2 separate regions of the Homo sapiens genome follow, and region 2 is linked to region 1. A link is a loop called in an ENCODE intact Hi-C map of the cell type or tissue named here. Cell type or tissue: Caco-2. All regions are shown on one strand. Region 1 holds the start of SMARCC2 (SWI/SNF related BAF chromatin remodeling complex subunit C2). Region 2 overlaps COQ10A (coenzyme Q10A).

Region 1 (2,500 bases):
GATCACTCCCATCCTCCCAAATCCAGGGGTTAAGACCTTTTGGCGGCTTCCCTTTTGGAGAGAGAAAGTGCACGAAAGAAACGTGTGAGAACTGGGGTTACCTTTATGTGCTGTGAAAGGGGTTAAAAAAGTCGACGCCTGTAATCCCAGCATTTTGGGAGGCCGAGGCGGGCAGATAACCTGAGGTCAGGAGTTTGAGACCAGCCTGGCCAATATGGTGAACCTGTCTCTACTAAAAATACAAAAATTAGCCAGGTATGGTGACGCATGCCTGTGGTCCCAGCTACTCGGGAAGCTAAGGCAGGAGAATTGCTTGAACCCGGGAAGCGGAGGTTGCGGTGAGCCGAGATCGCGCCACTGCACTCCAGCCTGAGCAACAGAGCGAGACTCCCTTTTAATAATAAGAAGAAGAAAGAAAAAAAAAAAAAACCCGTCACGAACAGGATTCGAACCTGTGCGGGGAAACCCCATTGGATTTCGAGTCCAACGCCTTAACCACTCGGCCACCGTGACTTCCAAAACCGCGCTTTATCGCGCGCTTACAGAAGGGGTCCGCACTGCAATCCGGGAATGCGTGCGGGAACCGGAAGCAGGGTACCGGCCCCGACACACACACACCTGAGGACTCCCCACCCCTCGGTTCCTTACCTCCTATCTACGCCACCCAAAGAAAAAGAGTCGGATGGACTGGGTGACCCAGGGAGGGAGGGTCTCCTGCCTAGCGAAGAGTCGGGGTCTCGAGTAGGAGCTCACACCTACTTAGGAGGCGACAGCGAGGCCTGCGGAGGAAGCAGTTGAGGGAAGGCACTGGGCCGCCAGGGTGGCGACTAGGGGACATTTGGGTTAACAAGTGAGGGGAGTGCTGGGTGGACAAGGCGCGAGGAGTGAGGGAGACTCTGAAAAGTTTAAATGGGGAGCTGCTGTGAATGGATGGAAGGAAGGAACTTCTTGGGGAAAGGGGTTTGGGGTTTTGGGGGACGAGGGGCTTCGTCGGGTTAGGAATGCGCAAGGTGAGGACCACTCGGGTCTACGGGTTGGGGCTGCTCCAGCGACTGGCGGCCGCCTGGAGTGGGATAGCGAGGTGACACTCCCGAGCTGAGGCAAAAAGAGGGAAAGGGCTTCGCGTCTGGTAAGAGCGATCTCAGGAGAATGGCGCCCCCTCCAGGAAGCGTCCTTCTCCCCGGAGGCTCCCGCCTCCGCTGCCGGGGAGGCCGCCAGGGTCGGCCCGCGCCTGGAGCTCCGCCGCCGCGCCCGGCCTGCCGGCAGGGGGCGCAGCGCGGACCGGGGCCGGCCCAGGCGGCGGGAGGCGGCGGCCGCGGCGGCGGGAGGCGGCGGGAGGCGGGCGGAGGAGGAGGCGGAGGAGGCGGGAGCTGAGCTGAGTGGGGCGGGCGGCGGCGGGGCCCGAGCCGGAGAAGATGGCGGTGCGGAAGAAGGACGGCGGCCCCAACGTGAAGTACTACGAGGCCGCGGACACCGTGACCCAGTTCGACAACGTGCGGCTGTGGCTCGGCAAGAACTACAAGAAGGTACGCGGGCCGGGCCGGGCCGCGCGGGGACCGGGGGCGGGACAAAGGGACCGCGGCCCTGCAGCCCCGGGATCCTGCCTACCCTCCAGGCGCCCCAGCCCCTCCCCCGCGGCCTCCCAAGCAGCCCCCCGCGCGCCCTCCTGCGCTCCCGCGCCCCTCCCCCAGCCTCCCTCTCCCCGCACCCCCAGCCTCTGAGCCCAGCCCCCGCCCCCACTGCTGCGCCCTCTGCCCCTTGTTTTTCTCTACTGCCCGGCGGGCCCCGGTGCCATTAGCCCACCTTCCCCTCAGCCATCGCCCTCCTGGCTTTTCTGGGAGAGGCGGCCGGCCGGGTGTGGACCGGGTGCCCAATGGGCTCCCCCGCAACCCGGAGCGTGCCCGCCAGAGCTCCCCACGGAGCCAGGTACCAGCGGGGCTGAGGCCTCTCCGGTGCTTTGTGTATGTTCAGAGAGAGAGAATGGAAAGCAGGAGGGTAAACAGTCACAGAGCAAGCCGTTGGCTGCTCATCAGCCTGAAAAAGGTCTCCACCCAGGGATCACCTGTCTCCGCCGCTCATCCCCCACCTTCATCTAAGGGGCAACAGAATCTCTCAGGGAGCCGGGGTATAGGAGTTCCTGGGTAGCGGCCCCTTCCGAAACCTTTCCTCGATTTTACAATGAAGTCACCTTGCAACCTAGCTTTGCAGTACCCTGGGTTTGGGGTCGAGAGGTTAGGGTGAGCTTCCTATCTCTAGCCCCTCACACCCAAACCCCATAACTGGAGATCATAAGGTGGTGAACAAAAGGTTCAAGAATCCTTACCTGTCTTTTCTACCAAACCTCTTCCTGGTGTCGTCTTTGTCTCTAGGCCTGGTTTTCTCTGGAAATGGTCTGCCTCTCTTTTTCTCACTACCCTCAGAGAGGGATTCTCTTTATGGCTTTCTTTCAGCTCCCCAGTTCTTCCTGCCGGCTTTGCAGCTCGTCAGAAGTGTGCTTAGT
Region 2 (2,500 bases), 82 kb before region 1:
TGGCAATTTTTTTATACTACCAAGTGACCATAAAGGCATGGCATTTGTTGTGACTGGCACCCAATGTTTGATTTTTTTTTTAAAACTATCCAATTAAAATTAAGGTCTGGGAGTGTTCTGTTTCCCATTACTTTAATACTCACCTCCTCCCAGACTTTCTACACCTGTTGCACCTCAGGCAGAGGATGTTCTGGACCTCCCCCTCTTGGTCCCTACTAGAGACCTCTCAACAGATCTGTGGGCCCAGTCATTGGGTTTTATCAGTGCTTAATGTGAACTAAGTTTTTTACTTCCACAGAATACAAGCCACTACCTTCTGACCTCCCCACCCCCCACCAACCCCCATCTTTTAATATGCTGTGGGGCATAGAACTCCGGAATGACCAGCATGATATTTTCAGAGTCTTGTCCCCGGGGTATTAGCACCTCTTTTTGAACAGGGAATTGATTCAAGATTGGACATGGTCTCCTCTGATTATCAGGTACTGGGGCTGAGGGCATTAAAAATAGTAAGCCTCCCTCCTCGTCCCCTGCCTCAAGAAATTGCCTCCTTATTTATCAACATCTTTTTCCTCCCTTTCCCTGAGAGCTCACAGTACAATGTTTCAGAAGCCCCATTTGCACAGGTTTTCAGCAACTCAGAATGCTCTACTTCTTTTTCTTTGAGAAAGGATTAAGATACACTCCTGCTGTGCCCCCATCTTTCCTCCAAACTCCTGCCTGTGTTTGTGTGGATACCCAGTCCCAGAACCACACTGTTGAGTTGGACACACTGTAAACCCCTGGGTAACTGTCAAGTCATGATGGAGACTTCAGGTTGTTCTGTATAAAATGCAAAATAAATGTTTTTATTAACAATGCTTGAGCCTATTATTAAATAAGGCCTGGAAGAACCTTTATTATGAGGTAAGGAATCTGGCTAGCAAGATCCTGAACTTAGTGGGTTATAAGTAATCTGTATCCATTTATCTTTAGGCAGGTTTGGCTTTCTTTTACCTTAACCAGAGGAAAGCCTCCCTGAGAAATTTCCAGAGGAGATTTCTGTCCTTCCTCAAGGTTAGGAAGTCCTTGATGTTTAGCCCCTAACCTTGCTAATTTTGTTGTAAGGTAACATACTCAAGGGCTATAGCTGAGATTCTCAATTGCTTATGTGACTAATCCAAGAACTGGTCTAGCCCACTGAGAGAAAGGAACAAACTACCAAGGACGAATGGGCTAGTACTGCTACCTCAGGACCAGAGCCACTAGAGGGCTCTGGTACTTCTTGGAGTGCCTGCTCTTTATAGCTTCCCTGAAGGAGGTCCCAAAAATAACAAGAGGTGGTCCTGAGGGCATCACATATATGGGAGGTCCAAGACCAGATGATTCTGTCCTGAGATCCCTGCTGCAACTGACCTTCTGAAAAAGTCTATAAATAGACAAGGGGGTGGGTACTAGGTCCTGGCTTGTAGAATGTGCTACTATAGTTAGCAGGGACACTGTGTCCAAGAGGCCTTCTTATACCTTCACTCCCCCAGGAAAAGAAGCCATAACTTCGTTCTACTCTACTATATCTACATTATTGCCCCAAGAAACAATATAATAAAGCCAAATTCACACTGTCACAATTTATTGAAATTTTATAAAAACTCAGGCCAAGTGGAAGAATAAGGTACAACTCAAGAGTACAAAGACAACTCCGTTTCCGTTCAGTACTTTTCTCCTCAGCACTGGTGGTAAGAAAGCCCCTTGCTCTCTAGTAGCCAGGCAGCATGGACTTACAGTCTTAAAATGAGGCTTTATGTATTTCAGGCTGGAGGCAGGTTGCCTTTTCTCCTGAGGAATCTCAGGCAGGGTAAAAGTTACTTACCACTCAGTACCTCTGTGCCAGAAGAAAAGCTCAATTTATTCAATCCTTAGAAAAGTTACTATCGTCCCCTGGTCAGACACTAAGGTGTCTTGATAAGGTCCAGAGACAACCACATAGTCCTTATTCTAATTCGTAGTGAAAAGGCTGCAGGCATATGGTGCTCCTACGATGGGCCTGACCCTTTCCTAAGCACATCTCATTTCCACATCCTTTGCCTTCTCTTTCCCCCAACATTTCCAGCCAGCATAGAACCCAATTTCTGGGAAATTGAGAGGAGAAACAGTATTATGAACACAGACTCCTTTCAAATTGGAACAGGAGCCAAACCAAATAAATAAGAGAATTGTGTAGGGAAGTGGGGTAGAAGGGAGGTCAGGGAGCAATCCCTTGCCTCAAGTCTGGTGCACCTCATGGAACATCAGTTCACGGGGGATGGCTGTTTCTGGACCAAACTTGGTGGCTGCCCGACGCTCAAAGGCAGCAACATTCTGTTTGACAACCTCATCAAAAAACATGGTGGCCAGCTGGGAGTGCAGCAGAGAACGAAATTCAAAGGAAATCTGGGAATGGGTAAGAGACAGTCAGAAACTTCCAGACCATGTTGGATAGTCCCTGGCCAAATGCAAGGAAACTGTTCCTCAGTGCCTTTTC

The links. A loop is a pair of places that touch in the nucleus more often than their neighbours do. Peaks named below come from ENCODE experiments on the same cell type or tissue, not always from the same donor. Only the 100,000 strongest peaks of a DNase experiment are listed, where the experiment ranks them.
Region 2: a loop joins it to region 1, with 5 times the contacts of the local background. A loop is called at or near these places in 12 of 110 quality-filtered maps.

Annotation. Positions count from the first base shown.
Region 1 is chr12:56,188,377-56,190,876 of GRCh38, reverse strand. It overlaps SMARCC2 (SWI/SNF related BAF chromatin remodeling complex subunit C2), which reads left to right and starts at 1,394. Exons shown (of 29, transcript NM_001330288.2): 1 at 1,394-1,526. The coding sequence starts at 1,416. It overlaps TRS-CGA4-1 (tRNA-Ser (anticodon CGA) 4-1), which reads right to left and starts at 513; the gene lies at 432-513. It overlaps LOC107984468 (a long non-coding RNA gene), which reads right to left and starts at 185. Exons shown (of 2, transcript XR_007063330.1): 1 at 1-185. RefSeq lists an enhancer at 748-847 and silencers at 1,088-1,367, 1,438-1,657. In Caco-2, CTCF peaks have their summits at 952 and 1,152 (motif pointing left); DNase peaks (open chromatin) are centred at 546 and 1,126; H3K4me3 peaks cover 2,500 bases.
Region 2 is chr12:56,270,059-56,272,558 of GRCh38, reverse strand. COQ10A (coenzyme Q10A) reads right to left here. Exons shown (of 5, transcript NM_144576.4): 5 at 1,593-2,409. The coding sequence ends at 2,242. CS (citrate synthase) reads left to right here. Exons shown (of 11, transcript NM_004077.3): 11 at 1-860. Among named protein-coding and RNA genes, the nearest start is that of COQ10A, 4.4 kb to the right of the region's middle. RefSeq lists a silencer at 1,100-1,394. In Caco-2, a CTCF peak has its summit at 1,287 (motif pointing right); no DNase peak of the experiment used is centred here.